Regions from separate parts of the Mus musculus genome. Here region 2 is linked to region 1. Evidence: chromatin loops called from intact Hi-C (ENCODE). Cell type or tissue: left cerebral cortex. All regions are shown on one strand. Links, peaks and the distances in the headings refer to the core of each region. The heading gives the core; the rest is flanking DNA. Region 1 has its middle 9.2 kb from the start of 4930504C09Rik. Region 2 has its middle 89 kb from the start of Gm31550.

The links. Hi-C counts contacts between places; a loop is a spot of excess contacts. Peaks named below come from ENCODE experiments on the same cell type or tissue, not always from the same donor. Only the 100,000 strongest peaks of a DNase experiment are listed, where the experiment ranks them.
Region 2: a loop joins it to region 1, with 2.4 times the contacts of the local background. A loop is called at or near these places in 2 of 42 quality-filtered maps.

Annotation. Positions count from the first base shown.
Region 1 is chr15:69,252,929-69,269,640 of GRCm38, forward strand. No RefSeq gene overlaps it. Among named protein-coding and RNA genes, the nearest start is that of 4930504C09Rik, 9.2 kb to the right of the region's middle. In left cerebral cortex, for the core only: no CTCF peak of the experiment used is centred there; a DNase peak (open chromatin) is centred at 9,233.
Region 2 is chr15:69,097,732-69,114,443 of GRCm38, forward strand. It overlaps a transcript of Khdrbs3 not described here. Among named protein-coding and RNA genes, the nearest start is that of Gm31550, 89 kb to the left of the region's middle. In left cerebral cortex, for the core only: no CTCF peak of the experiment used is centred there; DNase peaks (open chromatin) are centred at 6,775, 7,319, 7,900, 8,221 and 2 more places; H3K27ac peaks cover 276 bases.

The DNA of each region.
Region 1 (16,712 bases), core at 5,306-13,305:
TCACTTAGAAAAGCTTCTTCAAGATCTCCACTCATCCTTAGTCAAGTTGTATTTCCTCCTAATACATTTCTCAAAAGTGAGTGCACCACAGAAAATAGGTTGACCTAATCAGATAATGGAAGGGCTACCCAACTTTACACATTACACATCTCATACCCAATCAAGATACCCACTACATGTAAACATGCACTTAGTGTTAACCTTTAGTGGGATACTGACAGTAGTGATATAGCTTTGCCTTCCAGTATATGGTTGTCATGAACATCCAGAGGACTTAATATGTAAAATTGTTTTATTAATGATTTATAAGATGTTTGATGAGTAGAATCCTAGCAGTCTTGAATCCTCCTGTTGGAAGATTACATTCAGTTATGAATACTGGCAAGGCCTCCCTCTAGTGCCTAAATGTATCATTTAAATCATGAAACACAAAACCAGGAACATGGTGAGCCTCCAGTGGACATACCATTTTTAATGAATCTAATTTCTGAAGTACTCAGAGGTAGACCAACAACAGTATGCAATAGTCTTAATCTGCTCACAGCAAAACCATTTGTAACTGTTACATTTTAGCTGTTCTGGAACAGCATACCAGTTTCCTTTAGGAACAATCTCTCTGTCTAAATTAATGTTAGATTCTTTTAATTATCTGTGTTAGCAAAATAAGTCCTTATGCTTTGATCATTCATTTAACAAGTCTAAATGTATTGCACAAAGTTTGTACACATTCTCTTAGTATAGTCTCCAGTTTCATATTGCTTTTTACCCGTTGATATTTTTGTAAGGGATAAAGAAACTCAAGGGAAATAACTTGTGATGGAAGCATTGGTCTATTTACTCTAGATCTCTGTGAGGCTGGAAGCGGAGTAAGAAAGTACGGCTTATTAAACTTTGCCAGGATGAGCTTTCCAAGTTATGGAATCTCACATCCTCCTCAAACTGCTTGCCTGTCTTTGATAATGCTCCTGAAATCTGTGGTCTACTCCCATAAACTGAATACTCAGCAGCTTCTTGGAGGACTGTCCTAGTTAGCATGAATCATCAATTTGACACAGCCAGGAGTCAGAGGAGTCTCATCAAAGGATTAAAGGAATCTGATTTCACTGCCAAGATCAGATTGATCTGTGGCTTTTTTCTCTGAGAGATTGTCTTAAATGATAATTTATGTGGGAGTGCCCAGCCCACTAGGGGTAGCATGGACCCTAGTCAGGTAGTCTGGGCTTTAGTCTATGAGATATTCAGAGAGTAAACAAACAAGCTTCATTCCTCTGTGATTTCTGCTCAGGTTCCTCTCCTGACTGCCCTCAGTGACGGATGTTGATGGAGAAGTGTAAGATGAAATAAACAGTTTCCTCCCATAAGTTGTTTTTTTGGCCATGGTGTTCATTTCACCAACAGATAACAAACTAGAACAAAGGCATGCTTCCTTTGAATGGTGCAACTCTTAGAATGTTCTTTCTTAAGCCAAGCACAAATCCAACCCATCTTATCGTACTTCATATATTGACGACTTTACTCCTATGAGGGCCCAGAGGCATTTTAAAAGTCTTCCAGATGGATGTTTTGTGTACTGGATTTGTTATCATTATTCTTTACTTTTCTAAGGCTATCATCTTGAGTTCTTGGGGAATATATCTGGATGAATCCAAGCTATTTCCTTCTCCACTTTGCTGGTCTTTTTGCATTATAACCTGTCTTACCTTTCTATGGAGACTGCAAAACTCCTTGTGACGATGCATTAGCTTCATAGGCTATGACATAGGTTATGAATTCATGATTACAAACTTATGTGCATGGTATTGTGTTCCTTCTGCCTGCCTGCTTTCTGTTTCTTTGTTCATCAATATTTATGCTGGCTAATTTTTTTTTATCAACTTAACACAATCTAGGATCATTTATATAAGTCACCATAAACAACTTCAGTTGGGGAATTTCCTCTATCACTCTGACCTGTAGGCAAGCCTTTGGGGACATTTTCTTGTTTGAGAAATGCAGTAGGGTCAAGTGCACTGTGAGAAGTGTGAGCCTCAGGAAAGGTGATTCTGAGTTGTATAAGAAAGCATGGTGATCTATCCATGAAGAGAAAGCCCATGAGCTATTTCATGGCTTCTGCTTGAATTCCTGGCTACAGGTTCCTGCCCTGTTTGACTTTCTGCCCTGTTTTCCCTCAATGATGAACTGTGATTGGCACCTGTAAATCAAATAAGTCCTATCTTCTCTCAGATTGTGTGTGGTCCACATTTTGTCACAGCAAGAGAGACCCAAAATAGGGCAATGTTTGTGAGGTTCTGGAACCATCCCCTTTTCTCAACTGAAGCTCTTAGATGCCGAGCTACCTCAGGTCTTCATGGTTCTCTCCCAAAATTTTTGTAGTAATCATATATTAAGAAAGGTGTATTTTCACAGAACTCACAGGATCAGTACTACCGGCAGAGCTTGATGTGACTTCCTGAGCCACACTGGACCTGGGGGCTCTGAAGTTAAATTTCATGGTCAATCTTTCTTACTTTGAAGTAAAGGGATTCTTGTCATAACAGTTGGTGACATGAAGCTGCAAGGCCGAAGAATTTGGCTGAGTTTGCACATGGGAAATGGACCTTCTTTTGAATATTCAGGTATAAATGCTTTAGACGGCAGAAACTGAAATGGAGCAAAAGAGATCCTGGGCAGAATACTGTAAATATATACTACAGCTCCTTACAGTGCAAGGTTTCCATACATTCTGCCCGACAAACTGCCTTATCCTAACCAGCTCCCTACTGAGTGAGTGAGCTTAGGAGCCTAGTGATTCCCTCTTGTCCAGATGAGAAATACATCACAATGTTCTGAACTTCATCCATTCTGTGGCTAGCTCTCTATAAACACACAGTTCTTAGGCCTGACCTGGACTGTAAGCACATGGTGAACAGATGAATGAAAATCATAATATCTGTCTACTCTTTCATTTGTTAATGCATCTACAATAGAATTGTGGGAACTTCTCAACCTTTGAGACCTGAGTAGGCTGTCAGATTGGAACAAATGAGATATGAGGCCTTACAATACAGGAAAGTAGCTGCATTTTGTGTTTTTATCAACTGAAAAAAAAATCAGGAAATATATAGTAGTGTCTAAGCACACACCACCACCACCACCACCATCTAAAAAACTCATGGCTGAGTTTGATAGCACAGTTCTGTAACACCTGCATTTGAAAGCTTAAGATAGGAGAATCTTAAGTTCTAGACACTGCTGAAGAAGAAGGAGGAGGGGTTGGAGAGGAAGAAAGGAAAGTGAGAGAAACACATGGCAAAGTAAGTAGATCAAGATATTTCTTAGGCACTGACAGTTTCATGACAGCCATGGAACCACCAACAATCATGATACTTGCTGACCCAAATACAGACAAAGTGAAAGGTGAAAATAAGCATATAAGTGATTTACTGCAGTTGTAGGAGACCAAAAGTCAGGATTGTTTAGAGGGCAAAATCAGTATCTTTCAACCCTTGTGTTGGTTCACGCACCCATTATAAAAAAAAATTATCTTGAGCGCATGTCCCAGGAGACCTACAGAAGAGGAGGTTGGTGAAGCCATGGACTCAGCATGGCTGTTTGTTTTTCCATTAAACCAAGGTCTCATGCAATAACTCATTTCAATGGATGAAAGGATGGGGTGGCTATGGTGTTCAGGGTTCCTGTTTCATGTCCTCCACTAGAATCTTGCTCAGGACTCAATTTCTTCATCTCTTGGGAAGTTCATTTCAGTTGCTTTGGGGAAAAGATAGGGTCAAGAGTTTGTAATGATTCCCTGTTGGATCTGATATTCAGGCAGTAGCGAGAACTGATGTAGTAGTTATTCATGTCTCAGAGACATCTGCACATGTCTGTCCTTCTACCTTGAGTCTTTATAGACAGATCTTTACATGTCTGGCTGCTTTTCATTCAAAGCCCTTTGAATATTTGACCACAGGAGATTAGATTCTAAATCCATGCATCCCTAGGTCTCCTGTGGCCAGACAGGTTTTAGGGGTCTTACTTTTTCCACCCCTATATATGATAGGCACATTTTCAAAATCCTGGAGGGAGATTCATAAACCGGATGCCTGAGGCACACAGGATGGTAAAAGGGCAGGTAGGTGAAGAAAGCAGAAAGAAACGGCTTAGGACAGACACACAAAGGTCTCCTGGAAAGAACAGCAAATGCCAGCTCATTTTATCCTTCCCCACCATCAGCATCATGGTCAAGGTTACAGAGGGGGATCCCAGGCAGAAATCAAGTGTCCCCCGCCATGCTTATGTTGGGGAATAGCTCTTCAGTCATTTGGGTACAAAAGTCCATTTATATCAATAAAACAGTCCTGTAAGCACAATGCAAATTTCATTACTGGTACACCAGGCTAGATGAAATGCCTCGGTGAGTCCTTAAGGAGAGCACCATCATTACGCCTGATTTGTGACTTTATAGCCATGGAGGATCAGGGTAAGGAGTCAGATTGGTTTTTTACAACATTAGCACTGTGAAAGGAAAACCCAGACCTCACAGAACACATTATTGTTTTTTTATGCAAAACATAATATGTAAAGAAAGCTTTGATCTGCAGGAGCCATGAATCAGAAGTGACATAAACTCTGCACCATGTCAGGAGAGCTGGGGGTTAAGGAACCCCTCCCTACACCTCCCCCACCCTCAGAGAGGAGAGGAGAGGATTGCTGACAGGAAAGGGAGACCCAGCCTGCAAACAGTTGACTTCATTTGCTTCACCCCCCCACCCCTGCATTTCTCTGAGCTTTGTTTGTTTGCTTTTCATTCCAAGTATTCACTTGAAATTACCCTAGGAAAAGGCTGTGTGATGAGGGACTGACCTGGTTTTAAGAAGCTTACAAACCTAGCTAGGCTTGTTTTGTAACAGGAAGTGACCTGGCCTGTAGATTAAAAAAAGACAGACCAAACCAAAAGAAAAAAACCCAAGTGTTTTAGAATGACAAGATTTACTCTGGGGGTCATAGCCAAGGTACAGGAAGCATTTAGTAGGGAATAGAGCAGGCTTTATGATGAACACAAATTTGTGCCCTAGCTCCCTTTCTTTCTGAGCTGATGATAACTTTAGAGAAGTTAGTTCCCTTCTTTAATCTCAGGCTTTCTTATTTACAGATGAGAAATAGATTGTAATCCAGTATTCAATGTCTCTCTTGGTGGCATTGTCATACAGGCACTGTTCAATAGGATAGAGAGGTATGGACCTTTGTCCTTGTGCTATCAGTGGGTCACAAGGCAAGATCCTTGTATAGCATCTCAGGAATGAGAGCATATGAGATCCATGGCTGGATCGTCCTCAGCGTGGGTGGGCATTTGTAGTTGGGATGATGAACTTCCACAGAGCACCTAGCCTCCAATGGGAGGCAGAGTTCTCTGCAGCTGAGTGTTGTTTATGGTAAGGGATCTTCTTTAAATCTTTTCTGTCCCTTTCCTCTTTTGGTAGAGATGAACAATCTTGGCTGCACTCTCAAATAAAAGAAAAAATTTAAAATATTGAGTTGCATTCCTACTTCTCTAGGTTAGTGAGATGCTAACTTTCTCATATTTGAGAGTGAGATGCTGCCAGCAGCATATATGTTTCCAGTGGAGGCCAATGGGTACCTAGAGCTAAGGAATGGTCCTCTTGCCAGCTTCTACTTCCACATGCTGCTTAATTGAAGACACTTGTTTCTCTTTCCAAAACCTAAGCCATGTATAGCAGCAGAGAGGTGATCAAGGAGGCTCATCCATGCCATCCAAACGAGCTTCCATTGCTCTAATCCAAAGCCATATAACCTACTATCTTGGCTTCATCTTCATGATTGTCTTCTCACTCTCTCTGCTACAGTTCCACTACACTTGCCATTGTTTCTAGCACACCAGGCTTTTTCTCATCCAGATGCCTGGAAGTTTCTTCCTTTGACAGTAGAGTAACAGTTTATATTAATGTGCAGTCATCAGATCAAATTACCTCTTTTCCCCTTCCTTCTCTCTTCCTTCATTCCCAGGTACTCTCACTCATAAATGCTTATGTTTTCCCTGCATGGAACAGTTGCTCAGTGAAATCATTTGTATGTCTACTTCATTGAACAAGACTTGTGGTCTTTGTGCTCTGTATGACCGGCTACCTCAGGGTGAGGGCCATGCTTCTCATGGGTCCTCATGAACAAAGATCAGGTGAGTCCTCCATCCCACTACTTAGACTGAGAGGAAAGCCAAGGTCTTTTATTAATTTCTCCCTTTGTCTACTGCAGTATTTCCCATGTCCTCTCTCCATAGTTTTATGTGCATGGTAGGTATACACTGAAAGACTTGTTGGAGCTGCATTTTCAAACACCGAAGGAAGATGCCAGAAGACGCTTAGGATCTCAACTTCCCCCCTCTGACAGAAGCAAACATTTCTTTAGGTTCCTGTTCCATTATCAGCAAGTATGAGGGAAAAATAACCAAAAATGTTTCAGTCATGAGCTGTTTACATGCTCTGCTCCATTTCCTTCCTTGAGGGGGTTTATTAACTAAAATGGAAACTCTCTCTTTGGAAAGAATTTAATGTATTTTCAAAACACGGTGGACCTCAGCACACAGGTCAGCCAGTAGCAGGTCCTATCTCTTTTGCTCTTTTCCTTGGCCCAAAGCCTTTCCCTCAGGCTCATGAATCAGGTACTCTCCAGAGTCTTGGGCCTGGAATGAAAGCTTGAGGCATCTTGGTCACAAATTAGAAAAATATGAAAATACAAGAGACAGAAAGAAAAACTTTAAGCTTCAAATCTGAAAAAGGCTGTAGTAATGAAGGCAGAAGCCCAGCTGTGGACTTCAGTGCAGCAGATAGAATTATACAGAAACCAATAGCATCCCCCTTCCTGGACACACCCACCATCCAGAAGCATCCTGAGCTCCAAATATTTCTTTTCCAGGTCCTGAGTTACTTACAAAACTCACTCTTCATCTTTCTCTTTTACAACCTTCAAGGATTCATCAGTGAGGCTGTTTCCATACCATGGTGGTTATTTGTCTAGAGATAAGATCCAGAATATCTAGGTGATCTATGTACAATCAACTGTGAACTTATAGACTGGGCTCTGTTCCGATATTCATCAGTGCTGGTGCTGAGAGGAACATGCATATAGATCTGAGTGCATATTGGGTTCTCAAGCACCAGAGTCCCGGCAAAGCAGAGCAGCACAGAAGAGAAAGTGAGAATCATTATGGTGAGATTTGACTCCCAACCCTGAGCAAATCTTTCCACTTGCTAGCAGCAATTTGGTCTATACAACGAAGAAATTGGAGGTGTGTGCATCTCGGATTCATTTTTCTTTCCTGGGCATTATCATCAAGTGTAGGGAAAATTCTGGCGCGGATGTCTCTGTCATGAGCTGCTTATATATGCTGCCGCATGTTTGTTTGCCTGACACTTGACGTGCTGTTCTCCAAACCCATGAACGGTTACATGGTTAATGTCACTTTCAGAGGTGAAAAAGAGAAGTTACTATGAGTACATATGGCTACATTGTGGGCAGCTCTTGGTAAGATTTCTTCTGAGTCGGGGGGATTGATTTTTGCTTGGACTCTTGCATAAAAAACGAAGAAACAGACAACAAAGAAAATGGGATCATAAGTTTGGCTTCACTTTCACCAGTGGGTAGCCCTCTTAGCACCGTTTCCTTATCTGTGAATCATATTTTGGATGGATACCTTCCACAGAGGGTTGTAATCCACTAAATTAAATAACGAATATGTAGAGAGCATGGTGATGTCACTCAATGGGGAACATGCAGTGCCTGGTCCCTCACTCCTCAAACTTAAGCCTTTCATGTTGAGCAGACCACTGGATGTGACATTCCTTGATACATTTTACATCTGTCTCAGTCACAGGAGTGACTTCCCTATTAGGCACAATCGGCTTAGTTCAGATTTTAACTGCCTTTCACGAACATTTACTTAAAGTATGAGGATGGAAGATTCTGGAGGCAGGACAGCTGCCCTAGGCCACAGTGGGCTGGGACCAGGGACAAGTTGATTGTGTTCTGTAGATCACTTGATGTTCTAATTTGGTTGTTACTCTAAGCTACGGCCATCAGTTTAGACCTTTGTGTGAATAGAAAGAGGTTATTTTGACCTCTCTCTACTCGTTTGATTTCTGTTTGTCGAGACCTTGGGTAGAAAGAGGGAGAGTAATTTACAGCCTGCTCGAGTAGCCTGCAGCCTGAGCTCCCACTCGGCTAGGTCTTGACTTGCTCCCCAGCATCTGACTTTGAGAAAGACTTTCCATCTCCTTCCTGGTGAGCTTCAGGGGAAGCAGATGACATGACCTCATCCGTCACTTACTCCAGCATTTCATAACCCTCCTTGACGTGCACTCCTTCTGGAGCTAACCTACATTCTGCCACCACCATTTATTATGCCCATTCCCTCCAGGCATGTGGTACCAGCCTTATTCAAGAAAAGATGAATACCCCGCTCATAATCACCCCCTCCTTTTACACAAAGTCACCCCTCTGCCTGCTATTGTTTGTTATTTAGAGAACCCTCTTACAATGTGACTTTTATTGGGTTACATTTCCCAAGTGTGATTGAATCTCAGACTCATTGTTTGCCAGAATTCGAACTGTATGCCGAGCTTCTCTCCTCAGACAGCCTTATCTTTGCCCTGAGCAGTGAGTTTTTTAAAGAGGTTGGTGTTCAAGTTGCCCTACGCTTTGGTCTGATAGAACCAGGGACAGATATAAGCCTTGGAACATACTGAAAATGGTTTTGATAGGCCCATGTCCCTGTTGCAGATGCATAAAATAGTTCTAGTTCTGACTAAGCCATCAAACCACATCAATGCATGTGCCATTCTGGAAGTTGCTGGGGACCAAACATCATCAGGAACAGAGCGATATTACAGGATTAATCTGGAGACCATCTCTGAGACAAGAGATGTGTATTTCGCCCAGTCTCAGTTTTTACTTTCATTCATGGATCTTATGATCAAACTTGCATCGTTTAGATTGGATTCTCCTATCATCTCTTACATTGTCATTCAGGATAAGCTGTGCTGCACTATAAAAATGGGGGCTTTAACATCTCAGTGCATTTAATGTGAGTCAGCAGGGGTGGGAGGCTCTGCTCACTGTAAGCGCTCAGGGCTGGGGTGATGACATCTACCATCCAAAGTGTTTTGGAGATGCTTATTTCTATGCTAGAAGGAAAGAAGGAACAAGAAGAATTGTGCATAGGTCCTTGAAGTGGAGCAATGCCAAGTCTCACATTTCATGAGCCAAGACTAGTCACTGGGAAAAAAACCTAACTCCATCAGTAGCAGAAACAGCTAGAGCACCATGTATCTGCCAGCAAGGCAAGAATGATCTGGCAGACAGAAGTGTATTTTTTTTTAACATCATCAGTTCTCTTTTCTTTCCAAATGGGCCAAAATAATTCTGTAAGTCATCCATTAAAATGAGAAGACTACCCAAGCATGTATTTTAATTTACACTATTTAAATAGAAAAACTCTGACCTAATGAAGGAAAATGGTTTGCTCAGGATCACACGGGGAATCAGTAACACGGTTTTATGAGAAACCAGGCATCCCAATTTTTTTTTCTCCTTTACTCTTTTGGGTCACAATGTGTTGCAGGTATAGTGTTTTGCTGATTTACCCATGTATTCATTTGGGACTCTAAATCAACAAAGTTAGTAATTTTAGCATGAAGAGCTAAAAAGTAGTCATATTGTAGTTGACTATAATCACCAAGAGACCTTGAATAGTTTTTGAGTATTTGACTATTCCTGGGACTTGGATAATGAGAAAGATGTATACTTTCTTCTTAGATAGGGTCTGAGTCAAGCAGCGATGCTTTCAGTGCACAGTCTCATAGTTTGAGTCATGTGAACTGACCATCTACCAATTAGACAGTGCAACATTAGGCATTTAAACTGGAAACACAGTGACATACTTACTTTGGACAAATAGCAATAGCTTTGCAAACTTTATGGTATAAACTCTGTTATTTTTTCATTAGCTCTTTAATTTTCATTTACTCTTTAATCTTCATAATAATTTAGTAATAAAAAATGGGGCCACAGGATATAGGGAAAATATTGATGATTACATAGGCAAAATAAAAACATCTAAAATGGTAAAGCTAGGAAATAAAGAATATTTTATTTTTATTATCATACTTATTTCTTAGGTAGAGACTCTTATCATAGTGGCCATTTGCTTATACATTTTCGTCAATCTTCCATGATAATGATGTGTATGGTCTGTGAGCACAGGGTTCTAGCCTTTCAGTTACCATCTTATCCACACACTTACCACTATAAAATGATCTGGTCATATTATGGATAGAGAGTACCAATAGAAATTCTCTGTCACTATAGGTCTGAGTAGTCTGAGTTTTAGGCACCAGCTTTCTCACTGTGATGGTTAATCTTGGTTGTCAAGTTGAACACACTTTGAGAGGGAAAGCCTCAACAGAAGAATTACCTCCACTCCATCAGATTGGCCTATGTGCACATCTCTAGGGACATTTTGTTGATTGTTAATTTGATGTAGGTGGTCCAAGCCCATGGTGATTGCTATCCTCTCTAGGTAAATGTCCCTGGACTGTATAGGAAAGGTGGCTGATCTTGAGTCTGAGAGTGAACCATTAGGCAGTGTTCACCTGTGGTTGTACTTCAGTTCCCATCTCTGGTTGCTGCATGAGCTCCTGCCCTGACTTCCTTTTGTGATTGACTAAAACCTGTACATCAAGTAAACCCTCTCTTTCCCTTAGTAGGCTTTAGTTGTGATGTTTCTCACAGCACTGGAAAACAAACTAGAATCGTCATTTTGCTTTGTAAACTGGGTTTAATACCTGTCACCTCTTTTCCTCCATTTCTGTGGAATGTCTTTAATGCTGTTCACCAAATACCTTATTTTCATAGTCTATACATCTCTCTTGTTCTTGCATTCACTTTTGCTCCTCTTTCCTTCCTCTCTTCAGATCTTTAGCTTTTATCTGCTGTAATGGTAGTTTATAAATACTCGCTCCAAAACTTCTGTTTGTAGTGTGACTCCAATTCTGAAATGAGAATGTTCACCTCAGATGTAAAGCTGAGCCCAGTCTTTGACATGGTGTCATATAATCTCATTTACCATTTCTACTCATTAAGAAACGGAAATTTCCTTTAATTATTTCATTCATCCAATTTTAATTTTGTAATTTCACTTTGCAATATAATAATTGGATTTACCATATCCAGACCTTACTAAAAATTGATATAGCCCATAATGTGCTTTTTGGTCGGGATTGCCTGTGACTTGCCAATGGAGCAGCAATATCATTAATTAGTAAATTTGTCAAGTGTGTACTGAGTCTCCTTTGTAGCCAGCATTTGGCTAGTTATGGTAATGTAATGAGCAAGACATGATGTCTTCCAGAAAAAAGCTTGCAGATTAGTAGGGCAGAAAGATACATAAACAGAAAATCACCATGTTTAGGTAGCATAAATGAAGTTGGATCTGTGCCTGAGGGCAATGGGAACAGAAAGCAGGACCTGAAATTCAGCCTTTGTGATTTTAGAAGATAAATTCTGAGATAATGTTAGGGTTAAAATATGAACTATTCTTCCTAAGGCTCAAGTGGGAAAGGCTTACATCCCATGTTGTGCTGCTGGTGAGGTATTACAATTATGGCTGCAGGAATACATCAATGAACTGTTAAAAGGGCATAGCTTTAAGGGTATCTTCTTGTCCTGGTTAGTTTTTTTGTCAATATGACACAAGTTCTTCTGGAGACAAGAACCTTCTATGAGAAGATGTCCTCATCAAATTGACCTCTGGGCAAATCAATGGGGCATTTTCTTTCTTTCTTTTTTTTTTAATTAGGTATTTAGCTCATTTACATTTCCAATGGTATACCAAAAGTCCCCCATACCCACCCACCCCAACTCCCCTACCCACCCACTCCCCCTTTTTGGCCCTGGCGTTCCCCTGTACTGGGGCATATAAAGTTTGCAAGTCCAATGGGCCTCTCTTTGCAGTGATGGCCGACTAGGCCATCTTTTGATACATATGCAGCTAGAGAAAAGAGCTCTGGGGTACTGCTTAGTTCATATTGTTGTTCCACCTATAGGGTTGCAGTTCCCTTTAGTTCCTTGGGTGCTTTCTCTAGGTCCTCCATTGGGGGCCCTATGATCCATCCAATAGCTGACTGTGATCATCCACTTCTGTGTTTGCTAGGCCCCGGCATAGTCTCACAAGAGACAGCTATATCTGGGTCCTTTCAGCAAAATCTTGCTAGTGTATGCAATGATGTCAGCGTTTGGAAGCTGATCATGGGATGGATCTCTGGATATGGCAATCACTAGATGGTCCATTCTTTCATCACACTTCCAAATTTTGTCTCTGTAACTCCTTCCATGGGTGTTTTTTTTCCTATTCTAAGAAGGGTCAAAGTGTCCACACTTTGATCTTCGTTCTCTTGAGTTTAATGTTTTTAGCAAATTATATCTTATATCTTGGGTATCCTAAGTTTCTGGGCTAATATCCACTTATCAGTGAGTACATATTGTGAGAGTTCCTTTGTGATTGGGTTACCTCACTCAGGATGATGCCCTCCAGGTCATCCATTTGGCTAGGAATTTCATAAATTCATTCTTTTTTTTTCCATTTTTTATTAGGTATTTAACTCATTTACATTTCCAATGCTATACCAAAAGTCCCCCATATCCACCCACCCCCACTCCCCTGCCCACCCACTCCCTCTTTTTGGCCCTGGTGTTCCCCTGTACTGGGGCATATAAAGTTTGCAAGTCCAATGGGCCTCTCTTTCCAGTGATGGCCGACTAGGCCATCTTTTGATATATACGCAGCTAGAGTCAAGAGCTCCGGGGTACTGGTTAGTTCATAATGTTGTTCCACCTATAGGGTTGCAGATCCCTTTAGCTCCTTGGCTACTTTCTCTAGCTCCTCCATTGGGAGCCCTATGATCCATCCATTAGCTGACTGTGAGCATCCACTTCTGTGTTTGCTAGGCCCCGGCATAGTCTCACAAGAGACAGCTACATCTGGGTCCTTTCAATAAAATCTTGCTAGTGTATGCAATGGTGTCAGCGTTTGGATGCTGATTATGGGGTGGATCCCTGGATATGGCAGTCTCTACATGGTCCATCCTTTCATCTCAGCTCCAAACTTTGGCTCTGTAACTCCTTCCATGATAGCTGAGTAGTACTCCATTGTGTAAATGTACCACATTTTCTGTATCCATTCCTCTGTTGAGGGGCATCTGGGTTCTTTCCAGCTTCTGGCTATTATAAATAAGGCTGCTATGAACATAGTGGAGCATGTGTCCTTCTTACCGGTTGGGGTATCTTCTGGATATATGCCCAGAAGAGGTATTGCTGGATCTTCCGGTAGTACTATGTCCAATTTTCTGAGGAACCGCCAGACTGATTTCCAGAGTGGTTGTACAAGCTTGCAATCCCACCAACAATGGAGGAGTGTTCCTCTTTCTCCACATCCTCGCCAGCATCTGCTGTCACCTGAATTTTTCATCTTAGCCATTCTGACTGGTGTGAGGGGGAATCTCAGGGTTGTTTTGATTTGCATTTCCCTGCTGATTAAGGATGTTGAACATTTTTTCAGGTGCTTCTCTGCCATTCGGTATTCCTTGGGTGAGAAATCTTTGTTCAGTTCTGAGCCCCATTTTTTAATGGGGTTATTTGATTTTATGGAGTCTACCTTCTTGAGTTCTTTATATATATTGGATATTAGTCCCCTGTCCAATTTGGGATAGGTAAAGATCCTTTACCAATCTGTTGGTGGTCTTTTTGTCTTATTGACGGTGTCTTTTGCCTTGCAGAAGCTTTGCAATTTTATGAGGTCCCATTTATCGATTCTCGATCTTACAGCACAAGCCATTGCTGTTCTATTCAGGAATTTTTCCCCTGTATCCATATCTTTGAGGCTTTTCCCTACTTTCTCCTTTATAAGTTTCAGTGTCTCTAGTTTTATGTGGAGACCCTTAATCCACTTAGATTTGACCTTAGTACAAAGAGATAGTACTGGATCAATTCAAAATCTTCTACATGATAACAGCCAGTTGTGCCAGCACAATTTGTGGAAAAAGCTGTCTTTTTTCCACTGGATGGTTTTAGCTCCCTTGTCAAAGATCAAGTGACCATAGGTGTGTGGGTTCATCTCTGGGTCTTCAATTCTGTTCCATTGGTCTACTTGTCTGTCGCTATACCAGTACCATGCAGTTTTTATCACAATTGCTCTGTAGTACAGCTTTAGGTCGGGCATGGTGATTCCACCAGAGGTTCTTTTATCCTTGAGAAGAGTTTTTGCTATCCTAGGTTTTTTGTTATTCCAGATGAATCTGAGATTGCCCTTTCTAATTTGTTGAAGAATTGAGTTGGAATTTTGATGGGGATTGCATTGAATCTGTAGATTGCTTTTGGCAAGAAAGCCATTTTTACCATATTGATCCTGCCAATCCATAAGCATGGGAGATCTTTCCATCTTCTGAGATCTTCTTTAATTTCCTTCTTCAGAGACTTGGAAGTTCTTGTCATACAGATCTTTCACTTCCTTAGTTAGAGTCATGCCTAGGTATTTTATATTATTTGTGGCTATTGAGAAGGGTGTTGTTTCCCTAATTTCTTTCTCAGCCTGTTTGTCCTTTGTGTAGAGAAAGGCCATTGACTTGTTTGAGTTAATTTTATATCCAGCTACTTCACTGAAGCTGTTTATCAGGCTTAGGAGTTCTCTGGTGGAATTTTTAGGGTCACGTATATATACTATCATATCATCTGCAAAAAGTGATAATTTGACTTCTTCCTTTCCAATTTATATCCCCTTGATCTCCTTTTGTTGTCTAATTGCTCTGGCTAGGACTTCAAGTACTATGTTGAATAGGTAAGGGAGAGAGTGGACAGCCTTGTCTAGTCCCTGATTTTAGTGGGATTGCTTCAAGCTTCTCACCATTTACTTTGATGCTGGCTACTGGTTTGCTGTAGATTGCTTTTATCATGTTTAGGTATAGGCCTTGAATTCCTGATCTTTCCAAGGCTTTTATCATGAATGGGTGTTAGATTTTGTCAAATGCTTTCTCAGCATCTAAAGAGATGATCATGTGGTTTTTGTCTTTGAGTTTCTTTATATACTGGATTACGTTGATGGATTTCCGTATATTGAACCATCCCTGCATCATTGGGATGAAACCTACTTGGTCAGGATGGATGATTGTTTTGATGTGTTCTTGGATTCTGTTAGCAAGAGCTTTATTGAGGATTTTTGCATCAATATTCATAAGGGTTATTGGTCTGAAGTTCTCTATCTTTGTGGGGTCTTTTTGTGGTTCAGGTATCAGAGTAATTGTGGCTTCATAGAATGAGTTGGGTAGAGTACCTTCTGTTTCAATTTTGTGGAATAGTTTGTGAAGAACTGGGATTACATCTTCTTTGAAGGTCTGATAGACCTCTGCACTAAACCTATCTGGTCCTGGGCTTTTTTTGGTTGGGAGACTGTTAATGACTGCTTCTATTTCTTTGGGGGATATCGGGCTGTTTAGATCATTAACCAGATCTTGATTCAACTTTGGTACCTGATATCTGTCTAGAAACTTCTCCATTTCATCCAGGTTCTCCAGTTTTGTTGATTATAGCCTTTTGTAGAAGGATCTGATGGTGTTTTGGATTTCTTCGGGATCTGTTGTTATGTCTCCCTTTTCATTTTTGATTTTGTTAATTAGAATGCTTTCTCTGTGCCCTCTAGTGAGTCTGGCTAAGGGGTTGTCTATCTTGTTGATTTTCTCAAAGAACCAGCTCCTGGATTGGTTGATTCTCTGAATAGTTCTTCTTGTTTCCACTTGGTTGATTTTGCCCCTGAGTTTGATTATTTCCTGCCTTCTACTCCTCTTGGGTGAATTTGCTTCCTTTTGTTCTAGAGCTTTTAGGTGTTTTTTCAAGCTGCTAATGTATGGTCTCTCTAGTTTCTTTTTGGAGGCACTCAGAGCTATGACTTTTCCTCTTTGAAATGCTTTCATTGTGTCCCATAAGTTTGGGTATGAAGTGGCTTCATATTCATTGAACTCTAAGAAGTCCTTAATTTCTTTCTTTATTCCTTCCTTGACCAAGGTGTCATTGAGAAGAGTGTTGTTCAGTTTCCACGTGAATGTTGGCTTTCTATTATTTATTTTGTTATTGAAGATCAGCCTTAGTGCATGGTGATCTGATAGGATGCATGGGACAATTTCAATATTTTTGAATCTGTTGAGGCCTGTTTTGTGACCTATTATGTGGTCAATATTGGAGAAGGTCCCGTGAGGTGCTGAGAAGAAGGTATATCCTTTTGTTTTAGGATAAAATGTTCTGTAAATATCTGTTTCTTAACTTCTGTTAGTTTCACTGTGTCCCTGTTTAGTTTCTGTTTCCATGATCTGTCCATTGGTGAAAGTGGTGTGTTGAAGTCTCCCACTATTATTGTGTGAGGTGCAATGTGTGCTTTGAGATTTACTAAAGTTTCTTTAATGAATGTGGCTGCCCTTGTATTTGGATCATAGATATTCAGAATTGAGAGTTCCTCTTGGAGGATTTTACCTTTGATGAGAACGAAGTGCCCCTCCTTGTCTTTTTTGATGAGTTTGGGTTGGAAGTAGATCTTATCAGATATTAGGATGGCTACTCCATCTTGTTTCTTCATACCATTTGCTTGGAAAATTGTTTTCCAGCCTTTCATTCTGAGGTAG
Region 2 (16,712 bases), core at 2,825-10,824, 160 kb before region 1:
TCTGTCTGGCAACAGGTGGAAAGCATATGGAAACAAAGACAGTTCCTGCCCTTGAAAGTGTCACAAGTCTGCTGTGAAAATTAGGAAGCAAAGTGCCAATCAGCATGGCCTGGGACATATACAAGTAAGATGCTTTGTAGATGCCTGTAGAGGGATGGCATACCCGGGCAGGGTGCTTAGAGAAAGAGGAAGTTGGCAACAGGGGCTTAGGGCCAGATGAAAGAGGATATCTTCACACAGAACAGGCCACATTATAGGAGTACCCATCACCCAGCATGGTAACCTTGAGTGAAACCTCCTCTCTACTGTAGGGGCCCCACCCATGAAATGAACACGACCCAGATATCGGCCTTGATAGAGCTCTGCAGGTTAAAGCATGCTCAAAACAAGGTCAAAGGTCTTTCATTCTCTTCTGTTGCTGTGTGTTCGCATAAGGCGGTGTGATCCTGGAGCAGTTGGCAACCATGTTAGATGATGAATGGGAGAGATGAGCTGGGCTAGTAGGTGAGGGACGAGACTGGTGTGCAGGAGCTCCCTCCAGCTTGCCTGCTCTGCAGACAGAGACCACACCGCCATGCACTAAATTCCACCCAGAACTCAGGACAAACCTCCTAGAGCCCAGCAAATGAAGAGTGGAGAACTCGGGTAGGTGCCCTGCTGTCTCCAGGCTGGCTCAGCACACAGCCTCAGGCGGCTTTAGTCAGTCAGCAAAGAGAGAACCGAGCCATGCCCAAGGCACAGGGAGGCAAGCCGAGAGGCCCCTGTGGGGGAAGAGATGTCATGGAAATAATTACAATGCAGATAATCCTACTTCTCCATCTAGCTCAAAATTACATAGAGATACCCATCATGCTGTATTACAGAGAAAGGCCCCATATAAAACTGATGGCTTTGAAATACAGTCAGAAATCCAACTGCCCCTAAGTCACTGTTTTCAAAATCTGCAGGGAATAAGATAAGGTTTATGTCCTCTATGCAGTGTTCTATAGGGACAGGAAGGAGAGAGCTCATTCTTAGCTTTAAAGTAGACCTTGTCATTCTGGGAAAGGGATGCTGTAAGTCGGTTCCCATCCCATCCCAACCTCTTTATCTAATGGGAAATTGCAGTCACTTGCAGATGACTCTAATTCCTTAGGAGGACTCCTAGTTCCAAGAGCTCACCCCACCTCCAACCCTGACCTTCAGAGATCCCCTCCCAGGCTGAATTCATTTTCAGTTCTTCCAGTTAGTGCTCGGCTGTGTGTCTTGCTGCTGTTTCTGCCTCTGCCTGCAGATGGGGTTGCTCCTCGCCTGCCCACTGCGCGGAAGCCTCACTGTTGTTCCACAGACACCTCACTCCTTGTGACCCCTTCCTGTCTGTCCGCTATCTCCCAGATACCACGTTCCCTTGCCCCATTGGTCCAGCTCATAATCTAGCACTTGCCTATCAATTCCAGTAAGACTTGAAGCACAACACACACACAGGAAAAGGAAACCTTCTTCCCTGGCCAAAATCTCTGTACCCAGTCACCACTCAGAAGACCCTTGAAACGTTCTGAATTCTGACAAATGCTCTGTGACTAGGTATTTGACCTTCTTTCCACCGTCAAAATAATAAACATCTGTGGTACAATGCATGGTAGATTGAAGGAATGCGGTAGCTTTGTATCAGATAGGAAAAAAAAAATGTACCAGGATTTCTTTGGTCTTCTTTTACAACTTTGTAAACAGGTTGTGTGTGTGTGTGTGTGTGTGTGTGTGTGTGTGTGTGTGTGTGTGTGTGTGTTGAGAGAGAGAGAGAGAGAGAGAGAGAGAGAGAGAGAGAGAGAGAGAGAGAACACTCAGGTACTGCTGCTTCTGTGGGGTTCATGGCACCTGGTACATGGTGGGCTGGAGGCATGTGAATGAGCAAGGAGAGATAAGGGTCTTGGGTTCCGTTTAGGTTGCCTTCTGTGTGCCTTATAGCAGGGGTGAGATCCTCACCCATCCTGAGGCCCGTTCTCTCCTTCCGGGAGCCTGCTTGCTTTTAACAGATACTGTTGAACGTCAGGCTTTGTACCAATCATTAGTAAAGGGCCTCCCTCCTGGAGCCCTGAACCTTTTTGGGGGCGTCACAGTGTCTTTGCCTATCTTTCCCTCTTTTCTGCTTCTCTGGATCCTGCCATCTTGCCAGAGGTCTCTCTCTCTCATCTTCAGCCAAAAGAGTCCGCTATTTCTGTTAGAGATTACCGGCTGACAAGACTCAATCCAGGAACAATTTGAACCCCTGCTTCATTGCGTGGGTTGTCTTTCACATGCCAGTAAGCTCTCAAGCAGACGTAAGCGAGTACTTTACATTTTATAAACTTGATTAAAGGTTGGAAGAGCTGCCATATTAAAAGTATTTTATTTCTGTGTGTTAGTCCTTTGATACACAGTTTGTGTCAGGTTCTTCAGTGCGCCATATGTAGGTAGCCCCAGTATGTTTGGGGAATAAAAGACTCAGAGACAGTGACTGCAGAGGTGGTGTTGGGTGAGGGTGATGTACTGGGTCAATGGAAGCAGGCAGGGTTGAAGCTGAAATGGGATTGTGAAAGTCAGTCATGCATGTCTATAGGGATGAGAGACACACTAGAGTTGACAGGCTGACGTAGGTGTGAGGTGCTGAAGGCACTGGCTGCATGGTCTTCTTGTGTGGTTGGGGACTTAGTAGCTATCGCTGGAACATACCAGGTTGCCAGGAGACATGTGGAGCAAGATGCAATAGAAAGACCAGAAGGTGCTAGGTCTCTGCAAGCTATGAGCCTGTCACTTTGTCCCCTAGCACAGGTGTGTGCAGTTGGAGCATGACACAGGGACCCCACATGCTGGGGCTGCTGTATTCCTTCTGAGTGTCACCTGGGTGTGGTGTTTATTACTAAAGGGGTTATTCAAACGTGCAGTCTCCTTATTAGACAAGAATGAAAGGCAAGTGCCCAGGACAGACCCACGAGAAGTTTACCGTCTATTTCCCATAGTTGGGGTGACACAAGCATGGCCTTTCTGAATTCAGCCCTGAACACAGTGCACCACCAATGTTTTCTGCCCTCACTTCAGCCAGTCTCTGCTGCACTGCCTCTGCCACTGTGTGTCCTGTGTGTGTGCCGAATCCCCGCCTGGGTGCTCTGGCCAGAAACCCACCATTTGGCCCAGATGTTATCATTGTTGCTTTGTCGATGTGTACAAACGATCTTCATCTTTCTCTTTTCCAGGACCTGCTTCTGGGGAGGCCGCTTAAGGACACTCACCTCACCATCATGCCTACTCGGCAAATGAACCACTGGCTCGCCAACGTGACAGTCATCAATCGATTATTGTTGTTTTGTCCCAGATTTGTGTTTTTGGAATGCTTTTATGAAACAGTGTGGTTTTTTTATTTTAATTTAGAAGGTTTTTATTTCTTTTTAAAGAAAATTCTATTTTGTTGTGTGAGAAACAAAAAAAAAAAATGCTTTGTATTGTAGCTAATAAAGGCTCCCCATCAAAATCTCTTCTATTTTAATATAGATGAAGACCAAAAATCTAGTTATTTCTACACAGCTCTATAAAGCTTGCATACTGGAGAGCCTTGTAGAACTCTTGGTCCTCACAAGACTTCAAGGACCTACACAGATTGCATATGCATGAATAACATCCATCTCTCTTATGGGCCAGTCAATGGGCTAGGCAAGAGAGACCTGTCCTGTCACAGCCTGTGATAGAGGCCTCAGCAGGAGAGGTACCTCAAGCAGAGCAGGGACTTTGGTGCTGCCTGTGATTTGAAATGGAACACAAAGGTCATCGTCTCTGTGTAGTGCCACTCTGTCCCTTCTTCCATTGGTTGCTAGTGTGTTGAGATTTTCACTCTGTCCACCCTGGGAGCATGTGTTTCATGCTGGAAGCTCACACAGCATGCTTCCTGATCCTGGAATTTCCAGAGCAGTCTCAAGAGTCGTCGAGGTATTGCTTTCTTCCCGAATATGTTGGTTTGGGATGCATCTTGGGTTTGGGACAATGTGTAACTACAGAATAACTTTGAACTGTTTTAACTTTTTCTTATCCTTTTATTATACATCCCTAAAACACAGCTGTCTACTCCTAAAGTTCTGACCTTTATATTTATCAACTATCCACCCTTCCATCTTCTATGTGGTATGGAAAGCTTGTGCTAGAGAACACAGCAGTGCCCTTTAGCTCTCAGGCTGCTTGTAAAACAAGGTGGGAACAGCAGCAAGGGGACAAGCTCGGGAGAGCCATAGCAGTTCAACATACCCTTTAGTCCATTCAAACAATTAGCAACCTCAGACTACCAGGCTATGATAAGATAAATGAGAAACTCTTTGCTCCCTTCTTACTTGCTGACTCAACTGAACCTCTGGGGCTGTGAGCCTTCCAGCTCAATTCTGGCCTGTCACCGTGATTCCACTTTTGATACCTAAATTCTGGCCTGTGACTTTACCACCTTCATTAAACACATCTGTATTTACTAAGAACGAATACATGCTACTAACTACAGGAACAGCAGAGAATAAACCAGAGGGAGTCCATTCCAGTGGAGACAGGCCCCCACCCACAAATGGAAGATGGGGTGGTGGTGGTAGAGCTGTGGCAACAGGAGAAAGCCCCACTCCACCAGGCCTGGATGAAGAATAAAACAACGCCTTAGCAGACCAATAACAAGTAAACAAGGGAGTTTCACTGAGACCCTGGGTATTCAAAGTTGCTGAGATGGGGGTAGTCCTAGTGCTAGAAGGATGGCAGGGATGCTCATGTAAGAAGTGGAAGAGTGAAAAAGAGACAGAGAAGAGTGGAGCTAGGGAGCTAGCTAAAGAGGATACAAAATGGAGGATTACCTTTGAGTTTAATGGATGCCATTAATGGGATGAGCAGAGAAGTTAAACCAAAAACCCAGTATGTGTCGCCCTGCCTTGCCAATTATCAGGCCATAAATCTGGTAGTATTCTCCAAAAAAAAAAGGCTAAATCTCATAAAGTCCAGGAAGGGAAGAGAAAGCCAACATAATGCAGGATGGCAGCAGTAGCCAGATTTCAGGTGAATTTTGAGAGGAGAGCACTTAGCACTGCTGGTGAGATGGAAGAAATCAGCTGGATGATGCAAAGAATCTGGTCCCAAGCCACTGAGAAGTACTGTCTTTCTGAGCAGGGAATATTGGTTGTAGGAGGAGCAGGTGATGCTTGTGTGAGCTGCACATCAGAAGAGGACAAGCTCAGCTAGAGAGAAAGGCCTGGCAGACAGCCTTTAGATAGAGTTCAATGATGCTATGCTGTGAGGATTGATGTCTGAGAAGAGACCCATGGATTTCTAAGTCATTGAAGGAGTGCACCAGGGAGTTGCTATGGGCTGAGAGCAAATGGGGTGTGGTAGTCCACACAAAGGATCTCAAGGGAAGAGGCTTGTTCCCTCATGCCAGGTGGGCTAGTGAGCCCCAGGATTGGTGGCCAAGAGAGTGAAGCAGTGGCTTGGATTAGATCAAGAAAGGAGCGTGGGTTTGTCAGCTCTTAGAAGGACTTCACCAAGGCTAGAGAGAGAGAGAGAGAGAGATACAGAGATGAGAGGCTTGGAGCCCTGTATGGAAGACAGTAGTGGGGTTACTTTCCCTGGCAGATGGTGAGAGGTCTTTGCTCAGGTGTTGGGCTTGACACCAGCAATACAGGAAAGACATTGGCAAGGGTAGATGCAGCAAAGTGGGGTGAAATTGCAGCCAGCTGAGCGAATGCATCCTGTGTCAATTCTGTGTCAGTAGGGCTCTACACTTGGAAGAGTCTTCATCCTCCTGTCTTAAGGCTGTATACCCAGTCACTTCACAGTGCATATCTCATCATGCATACTCCGGAAACTCCACAGCTTACCAGTCTGCTGTACATCTTCACCTTCTTTCCCATGTGCCTTTGTGGTTGTGGGACGACACCTGCTTATCCCTGTCTTAACTTCCTGCTCAGCCAATTATCCAGTAAATGACTTCTGAGTTCATCTTTACACGCAGTTGCTACTTGTTTGAAATTTTCCTGATAAGTAGAATGAGGAACTTCAACTACAGTGTAGACATTTGGGGTATCACATTCAAGGAGACAGGATTTCTTAGCTCCTGCTTAGGCTTTACTTTGGGGAAGGAGCTATGGGTCTCCTCGGTTTGTTTTCAGAAGGAACAAAGTAGGGAGAAAGTGGCCCTGGGATCCCACTGTCTCATTGACATGAGAGCTGGTAAGGAATAGAACTGGGAAGTCTGGTACTTGGGGGCCTCTGGTGTATGCAGTAACACCTGCATAGCTAGGCAGCAGCAGAGCTTCCACTCAGCACCCCATGCAATGGGCTGGAGTAGGCTACCTCAGTATAGCCAGTTGAGGACATCTCAACCTCCCATAGCATCTTCCTTTACACCACTGGGATGTCATTGCTGCCAAGTAAAGACAAAATTCACAGCTTTCTGTCCTACCTGTGCTCCCAAGCACTGCCTCCCTTCAGACTCTAATGTAGAGCTCCACATGGGCTGGGTTTCTATGTGCCCCTCCTGACATTTCAGCCAGCCAGCCATGGCACACCAAGGAAATGACAATTGGCATAACTCACCCGTTTTCCAGCTGCAGAAGTAGTGGATAAGCGCTACACCTGAAACCCATCAGAGTATGGTAGTCATGGATGGCTTCCATGACTGGCCAGTCCCTTCAGTCTTTGGGTACCTCCTTTCCAAGTACGCAACCCAAAATACCCCACGCTGACAGTCTATACAGTGGAGGCCAGGAGGTTCCCATGCTCTTTCTGCTTCTGCACATCTCCATGGAAAAGGACAAGGGAACCTGCTCTAACCTGGAGATATGAACAAATCCTAGTCACTTCCCAAATGTATCTGCTGGTGTCACACTGGCCTTAGGTTCTAGTGTTTGAATTTTGGATGGACACCAACCTGGCAAGAGAAGTGGACTATAGGACAAGATAGACGAACACAGGTGGTTGGTATCCCTTACTCGGTCTACAGCCTGGCCTCTAGTAAGTGTCCTTGGAATGTCTGCAGATCGAGAACAGCCACCTGTCCTTTTTGCAGGGGAAGATGCCAGGGGGAGTTTCTCAGCATAGAGGATTCAAAGAAAGTTTCTCCATCTGAAAGGCGGGCGACTCACCTTCTCTTTGGCTGAGTTAATTCTCAGAGGCTCGGGGGTCCCTGGCTTGACATCCTCTCATCAACGGCTCTCAAGCATGGAAGGCTGAAAATAACCTTTCTCTGGTTTGGTTTTAAAAGGATCTCAGCAGCTCCCTGTGGTTTTAAAAATAACAGCTCCTGGCTCTTTTCCAAGTGCATTTAACTACATTAGACCCTAAAGCGCTATGTTCAAAGTGACAGTCTCGTGGAGTTGTGAAAATGTGGCTGTGGCTGTGCCAAAAGATTTCCTTCTTGTTATTGGAGGATCTCTGCCTTAATGTGACCAGGTTGGCCCAGGCTGGACTGATCAGATAGATGCGCTGGCACAGTGCTGTTTTTCATAGCCCCTAATGGCTTCTCATCCTGCCCTCGGTGGAGATTTACATTGGTGCCTCACTTTGGCTCTGCCTGGAGAGTTTGCTCTGTCCGTTTTCCTAATTGCCATTTGTTCACCTGTCACTGACAAAACATAACCATATGGGTAAGAAGTTCCCCCTCCATACTACCCACAAAACCCAGCCTTCTAAATGCCTACCCCTGCCCCTGCCCTTGCCCCTAAATGCCTGTCTTCAACATACACCACTCACTTGAAGACTTCAGAGAGGTCTTCTGGTGACTCATTGGGACCCCTTCTATCACAGAGTCTTGGGAGGCTTAGTGGGACTCTGGGCAGACTCAACTGGGCTGGCTGTTACCCATACCTCTCCATTCCTTGTCATGTGACTCCTCCCACAGCCTGCCTCAGAAACCTCACAACTTGGTAGCAGCTTCCCCAACACAGCTGGTTTAAGAGAGAGCCTTTGATAGAAGGGAAGATGAGAGAAGCCATAGATATTTCAACCCTATCTTAAGAAGTGACATTACATCACCTGTGGTACATGCTGTTGGTCACAAGCAACCTTGGTTGGAGGTAATCACGTAAAGTTATGAACAAGGGGGTAAGACAACTAGGGCCATCTATAAGCTGGTTTCCTACTGACCTGTGCATCACACATATGATTAGTATCCTTGTCCTCAGGATAGGACAGCAGAGGCTGTCTTACAGGCTATGGGAAAATTATGGCACGTATGCTACTCTCTTGTAGTAAAACCCTGCGGCATGGTGAGAACTGGATCTCTATCAACTATCACTTACAGTAGTACTTCTCCCATATCCACATGAGATATAGCATGTAGGTATAGCCATTCCTTGGCAGCAGTCCCACTCACTGATGCTCAGATCCCTAGTGTCTTAGTAAAGGTTTCTCTTGTTAGGACAAAACACCATGACCTAAATGCAAGTTGGGTAGGAAAGGATTTATTCAGCTTATACTTCCACACTGCTGTTCATCACCAAAGGAAGTCAGGACTGGAGCTCAAGCATGGCAGGATACTGGAGGCAGGAGCTGATACAGAGACCACGGAGGGGTGCTGCTTACTGACTTGCTTCACATGGCTTGTTCAGCCTGCTTTCTAATAGAACTCAGGATCATCAGAGCACCCACAATGGCCTGGCCCTTCCCGCATTGATCACTAATTGAAACAATGCCTTCCTGCTGGATTTCATGAAGGCCTTTCAGCAACTGGGCCTCCTTCCTCTCTGATGGCTCTCACGTGTTAAGTTGACACACAAAACCAGCCAGCACCCCAGCTTCACAGACCTAACTGAAAGCTATGCTATTTCTGTAAGATCCTGTTGGAAGCATCATTTGATGCTTCTTCAGGTCTCCAGTATTTAACTTGTGTCATCTCTTCGTACCCTGCTTTAGACTGCATTTCCTGGATGTCTAACTATCTCTGCACCAAGATCTTTTGATGCTGTTTAATTGTCTCTAGAGTAAACATCAAACTCCCTACGGTCTGAGAACCCTCTCCCTTCTGGGCCAGCTTACCTTCCCAATGGCTCTTCAGTCTTCCTCCTGAATTCTTAAGTCTGCCTGTGCTGAACTCTCACCACACATACAACCAGCTTTATATCTGTCCTAGTCTTCGGGGTTTGTTTCCCTTCCTCTGGAGTCTGCAGTCTTCATATCTGCACTTTATACCATCATGAACTCTTTCCTTTTCTTCCAATATGCTTCCCAACAGTGTGGCACTGCCCCTAAGTAAGTTATCTCTGCTAGGAGCACTTCCCATGAACTTTCCTTATCCCCAGCCTAACATTGGTCACAGCATCCCAGCACCCACATTTATATCCATGGGGTGGGTTTCTAACTGCAAAATGTAGTGAACAGAGGAATTTGTGCCTGTTATATACTTCCTTGGGTCCACTAAAGTGTCGCATATTCGCTAGACCTACACAAAGTGTCTGTGTCTGTGTGTGTGTCCGTGTGTGTATGTCCTGCACTTAAGAAGGACAGACTGATGCACCATTATCCTTCCCTGAGTCCCCAGTGGCCTAACATGGATGTGAGGTTGAGATGGGGTCAGATTGACCCTATTTTGTGGTCTCTTGGAGGATGCTGTTCTCAACCACAGTGCAAGTTGATGCATTTTTAGAGTCACAGTTGACTTTACAAACTGAAGGTCGTTTCAGCTTCAACAGTGACCACTGCTTCCTCTTCACTGAATCCCTTCCAGCTCCCCCCTTCATATCCTCTGGGCCAGCTCTGGAGCTGCTCATGATGGCTTTCAAAACAGCCAGCCTGCGGGAAGAGTTGGCCATGCACTGGCCATGCTTGAAAGTCAGTTCCCATTCTATGTAGGAGGCATGTCTAGCCCTTAGGTCCTTCAGGATAATACCTTAAAAGAGAAGGAAGTATGATAGGAACACACACAAATTAAAAACACACCTTCACAAGACCAGCACTGTCTTGGGCCTGAAGTGGAAAGTCCTGCTCAAGAACAATGGTGGCTCCCATGATAGAAGATTATGTGCAAGGAAGAAGGGTGGGAAAGTGCCCAGGTGCCATTCTGCAGAGGTACAAGCTGGCCTTAACAGTGTTTCCCTCCAAGACCAGTTAGCAGACTAGGAAACTTTGTCATTTTACAAACTGCTACTCCCTCCCTGTAGTGCCTGCCTGTGTCTGTTGTTCATTGCCTTTAATTCATACCTCATCCTGTGATGTCTCCCCAAGTCATCCAGCCAAGAGAGTAGTCCAGCTGCAATTGAAATCTGGCACAACATGGGTCCCTTTAGCTGAATTTCCCCCAAGGCAGTAGCCTCCAATGGTAGAGGAGGATGGCAGCTGTTCATGACGCTCACACTTGTACCATGTGATTCATGACACACACACACACACACACACCTCCCCGTCTTTGCTGGGATTTACTCTCAATTTCTTTGGCTGACTCATGATGCCCTTGCCGACTGAGGACTTGGCTCTCCTGACTCTCTTCATTCCACTGGGATCCTAGCCACATTGGGAGCCAAGCAGCATGCTGGAGCCAAGCACCAGCGGAGCCCAAGAGGTTCTTCTTTTTCTGCCAGTATTGGACACTGGCTGCCATATAGAACGTGGCTTGCCTGGCTCCTGATCTTGTATTTGAGAGCTGAGTCTCAGAAACCAGGCTGCTGTGGTTTGGTTTCTGTGGCTGCGATAAATATCACAACCTAAAGCAAGTATGGGGAGGAAAGAGTTTATTTCACCTTTGACTCTAGATAACAATGCATCGTCGAGGGAAGATAGGACAGAAGCTCAAGTAGAAACCATATAAGGAGACTGCTACTAGCCTTGTTCCCCGGCTTATGCTGACCTGGCTTTCAGAAGAATGAAAGTATGCCACTGTTGCTCATGTAGTCAGTCCCTCATCCAATGCCCACTGTGCCCCTGTGGGGTCCAACCTGGGTGGAATACAGGACATTCCTTTCTTAAGCATCTCTCAGGCTTTGCTCAGGAAGCAAGAAGAAGAGGTAAAGAGGAAGATAGATCCCAAACACACCCAACGCTGTGAAATCCAGAATCGGGCAAAGAACATCGAGCTCTCTCATTTGCTATTTCAACCTAGAAAAGGCTGACATCTCTTCCAAATGTGATTCACTTATCTGCCCTCCACCCTGCCTTCCAAACCTTGTTGTCCCAAACAGCCTGCAGTTAGTCAGGGGATGGCAGTGTCCCAAACCCCAAAGGAAACTTCCTATAGTGGGAACAGAGTAGATAGTGAGATGGCAACTTCTCCCCTTTGTGGTACTCAGAGATGAGTACAGGGCTGGGAATATGGTAAACTAATTCCCACGTATGTGTGGGGGCCTGTGTTCAGGCCCTCCACCCTCAGAGTCCATACAAAAAGCAACTGTCCATAATTCCAGCACCAGGAAGGCCAAGAAAGGATCTGTGAAGTTCAGGGCCAGCCAGTCCTAGCTGAAGTGCTCTTCTTAGTGTATGGAGAGAGAGCCTGTCTCTGACAAACAAGATGGAGAGAGATTCAGGAAGGTACTCAGTAACAACCCCTGACCTCTGCACATGCGCACATGGCACACACATGCACCCACACACAAAGAGAAGAAGAAGAGGAAAAGGAATGGAGAGGGGAGGGCAGAGGGAGAAGGAGAGGGAAAGAGAGAGAGAGATAACTGCAAATATTCCAAAGAGGAAAAGAGAGGATGACAAATCAAGGCAGCCAAACTCTACTTCATTCGTTCTCTAGCCATCCATAGTACTATGAGTGCCAGAGGAAGGAAGAAACAGTATTATCTATGAAATTCCCAGGGAAGTTCACCTAGACATCACATCTGTGTCTGTGTCTGTGTCTGTGTCTGTGTCTGTGTCTGTGTCTGTGTCTGTGTCTGTGTCTGTGTCTGTGTCTGTGAGGGATACAACACTGGAGAATAGCAATAACATAATAAGCAACACTTATTGAGACCATGAAGGCCCAACTGAGGTTAGCCATTCCTTCCAGCCTTTAACTTCTCCAACTTAAACTCAAGGGTTCAGCCATATCACACAATGCTCCTTCCTTACTTTTTTTTGCTCCACAAATCCATTACACTGAACAATTGAAGTCAAATTGTAGACACTTCAGGAAACTCTTCTCTCCTTTGTTAAGCAGAGATTAAACAAGATGCTTATGTTTTGGCATCCATGTGGTCATGACCTTGTCACTTCTGGCTCACACAGTGTGGAAGTTTGTTTCCCTAGTCTGCATGGACACCTGGGTTTCTAATTTCCCTCCATAAAGCAGTCACCTGCATCAGTAAGCTGCCTTCTTCAGGAGTCAGTTTCCTGGGGAGTGGAGGGGAGTGATGTCTAGGAGTGGGTTCCCATCTTCTGTGAAACTCACCAGGCCCAGTCTCTGCGTTTACTGGAAACTGTGTGGAAGTGACCAAATCTGCTTTTGGTTTGATGTCCCAGGTTCAAACAGTAAGACTTAATCTTTACTATTTTGTAGGAAGAGGCAATCCAATTAGCTAGGAAAACTCGCTCCACATTCCAAGCTCATCACTGTATGATAAGGACAGCTGTGCAGGGAAAGGCCAAGGTGAGGAGTGGGGGCCACAGTGGACTTCAGATTCAGCAATTAATTGGGCAAAACCTACAATTGAAGGGCTGAAGAGATGTCTCAGAGGTTAAGAGCACTGACTGTTCTTCCAGAGGACCTGAGTTCAAATCCTACCACCTACGTGGCAGCTTACAACTGTCTATAACTCCAAGATCTGACACCATCACACAGACATACATGCAGGCAAAACACCAATGCACATAAAATAAAATTTCCAGTGAAAATATGAATCTGGCAGATCCCTGTCACCATTGAAGTAAGCACAGGACCCTGCCTCTGCCACAGATTTGCTGGGGCTGCAGAGCCTGCTAGCAGGCTATGCATGGGCAGGCTTCACATTGTGTGTGCATGGTAAGATGGGGTTATTGCATCTCAGAGCAGGAATGCTCCAGAGGCAACACTGCCCCCGAACTAAGATAGAGCAGGCCTGGACCCCACACTTCCGGACTATTCACTTATCCCCAGTGATGGTATCCTTTGTGGACATGGACACAGCTTACCGCATCCTGGACCTGTGCTTTGAAGCCAGTCCTATATCCCTCTGAGCTTCAGTTTCCCTCAGCTGTCAAGCTGGAATGACATTAGATTAGTGGGAATCATAAGAATAAATGAAGGAACACCTTTCCCAAGGACCTCAAAGAGCAGCTAAGGGTTGGGCATTATCCCAACAGCATGCCATATGAAAAGTACCCTTCAATCTCCTCAAGCCACGGAAATGGGACAGAGAGGATGGTGTGGTAGACACAGATGCAGAAGGAAGGGGGAAAACAGAAGAGACTCAGCCTGTGGAGGACACATGCAGACACCTGTCTGATCCATAATGGCTTTCTATCTTTAGATGCCTGTTTGTGACCTGCTTTGCAAATAGATGCTTCACAGAAACAGAATCATTCTGGAGGACAGGAGGAAGGGTGACATAAGGGACAGGCAGGTCAGCAGGGCTGCGACCTCCCTATTCTCTAAAAGAACTGATCTTATGAGAAGAGTGCCAGAAAGGTCAGCTGTGAGGGCGAAAGAGATTACTACAGAATGGAAGCCTAGATCCTGTCCCTTCCTGGGGCCATTTTGAGGGCATCATTTGGTCCAAATCAGTTATCTGGGTCTTGTAGGAATTGCAGTAAATATAACCAAAAAGGTAGGAAAACAAGGGACCAGGGAGATAGCTCAGTCTGAAGAGAGCTTGCTTTTCAAACATGAGGATTTAGTTCAATTCCCAACACCCATATAAAAAGCTATCCATGGTAGCATTTGTAATCCTGGTACTGGAGAAGCAGACACTGGTGGGTGTTGGGGCTAGTGTAATCTAATCGCAAAGGTCTTTAAAGGAAGACATTGTGAGGATCTCTGTTGGAGAGAGAACACATGAAATGCGTCAGTGCAGGAAGGTTCCCTGAGCCAAGGAGCATAGCAGAAGTTGTGAGGTGTCAGGATGGACTATTTCCTATAGCCTCGAGAAGCAGCAGGCTACTCCCACTTGGGTTGTAGCTCATGAGACTCATATTGAACTTATAACTTGCCGAGCTAGATCGCAGTCTGTGCTGTAACCAGCTTGGCTGCAGCGGACACAGATGCACACATCTATGAGGTATCTGCAGCCCTGGGTGTACAGGGAAGAGACCCATTCTGGAGTTTGGCTGCCCTGCCTTGATGCCCCTGCATCTGCTGTGAGCTGGAAAGCCTAGGTGCACTCTGCAATCTGTCACTCCTAATTTTCTGACCTGGATTTGCAGATAGATTTTTTTAAAAGGCTGTTTAAGAGGAACCTCAGCAGGAGATAAATGGTAGGGAGAAGTCAGGACAATTTATTTTTCATTTTCCTAAACTACCAACAACATTTTACATTGGAGGGGAAGAAAGCATGCTGTCTCATCGCCTCTCCAGAGAAATGTATTGTTCTTATTTGGTGCGTAAATGAATTCATAGAAGTTGGTGGACTTTTATAGTTTTAACTGACTGAATTCTGTCTTTGGTATTCACCTTCTCCTCCCCCCACACACCTCCACTAAAGGATTGAGGGTGGGTTCTGACGATGCATATTATAGCACAGAAGGATAGAAGGGAAAGACGCGAAAGTGGAGAAAAGGTTACTGAGGTTGAAGAAATGATATATAGCCAGGTAAGACTGATGGCCACATACCTGAACCAGGCCCTTGAGCATTCTAGCATTCAAGGTGAAAAGGATGAAATGAATAAAGCTTACTGTCCACAAGAAACATTCCTCAGAGTGTGTGGAGGATCACAGGGCAACAGCCTGTGGGAAGTGTTTTCAGGGTGGTGGGGAGTAAGGAATGGGGTAGGAAGGAAGGGAAACAATCTTAAAGGAGGCAAGACCTGGGAGTTAGTGTAGAGTAGGGAAGAAGAAAAAGCCTTGCAAGCAGAGAGCAGGAAGAAGTGTGCCTGGTGGAGAGTAGATGTGTGTGGTACCAGGGCAGTGCTCACACTGTGGACCAAGGTAAGTCCAGGATGGGTCAGACCCCTTGCCATGCTTCAGACCTAGAATGTGTCCTGTGGTCAATGAGGGTCCTCAGGAGTGTAGGCCAGAACATCAACAGCTCCAGCCATCATTTATAATGCTGCAGGGCTCTAGCAACCATGCTGGAAGAGCACACCTTGCAGCTTGCTATAGCCTCAGCCATATGGTCAACGGAAGGATGCTTATGATGACATAACAATGACAGTGCATGCCAGTGAAGCTGTGGTTCTCCTACACTCGGGTAGCATTCCTGGACCCCCCGGGCCCACAGCCCTACTAAGAGGCACAGGGAAGGTGGGTAGCCATGCCAGTAGTCATGAAGTAGGCATCTACCCCTACCTCCTAGCAGCTGTGGATCAAAACGGGATCTGACCAAATTCCAGAGCAAGTGTTCTTTTGCCCTCAAGACATTCTTGGAACAAACCACTTGGCCTTAGTGCCCTATGCCCCTCAGGAGAAGGAGAACAGGTCTAGACACTGTAATTGATGTTCAGCTTCCAGACCAAGTCCAACTCAAGATGAGCCCTATTGTCTCAGAAGCCATGTCACTCTTGGAGACCTCTGAACCCTCATCTGTAGAATGAGCTGCAAAAGAATGAGTTCAGAGTCATGTAAGGGCCGCACGGGAGAGCTGGGGGAAAATTCTTAGAGCAGGGCTGGTGAATTTGTTACTATTTCCTTGGCTGCTTAGTTACCAGGAGAGTTGGAAGGTCAGGTCATCAGACTGAATGAGAACTTTCATTTTAATAAGTTACATTATTGACTAAGAGAGATGCTAGAGCTCTATCCATTACTTCCGTTTCCCTTTCTTGGCCTATCCCAGCAAAGCCAGCTTCCCACGTGTCCTTGGAAGGCTGACATTTTGGTTTACTTCTTGAGCCATGCTTAGCAACCACTCTTGGCTATAAGGAAGACTCTTTTACAGGGGTGGATAACCTTCAGGAAGTAGTCCTTTGCTCGAAAGAAAGAAAAAAATGGATACTTTTTGAACACCAACAATCACTACACAGGAAGATGCTACATTGATCTCTACAGCATTGATGTTCAAGCTTAGTTCTTACCTTGGACATGGAGAACTGCAGTTTTTGCATCAGATCCCTGACCATCCAGAAGCTAAGAAGAAATGCAAGATTGCTCAGTTTGGGAGGAGCACCCAACCTTTCTTGTTATTACATGTGCTCAGCCCTTTTCTAAGGAATCTTACCAATGTGATTGGGTTCACTCAGGGGGGAACCAGGGCTCTAGAACTCGCTCTGGATATACTCCCTCTCCAAGCCCTGAGAGACCCCAGGCTGCAAGCAGGACCCACTCTGACCTGATAGCATCCCCTATAATGCATCAACAAAGGGCTTCAAATGACAGCCTCCACTCCCCCTACTCTCTCATACTGACCATCTCCCTGACTGTCAGTATTGTCTTTATAGTTCCCCCTAACTGGACAGAAGGCAGCCTCAGTGGTAACCTGCCCAGGGAAACCCATAGAAGACAAAGTAAAACCTAATAAAGCCGGGTCTCCTTCCCAGTGTCATTTTTTCAGGTTCTACCTGAGTGCATACTCTCACTGGTCAATGGCTTCTCTTGGCTTTGATCATGCCTGTGGAATGAACAGGTTTGAATAGCACAGACTTAGAGACCCAGGAATTTCTACCACCTCTAATCTTTCTATCAACACCCCATTAGGAGGGCCAA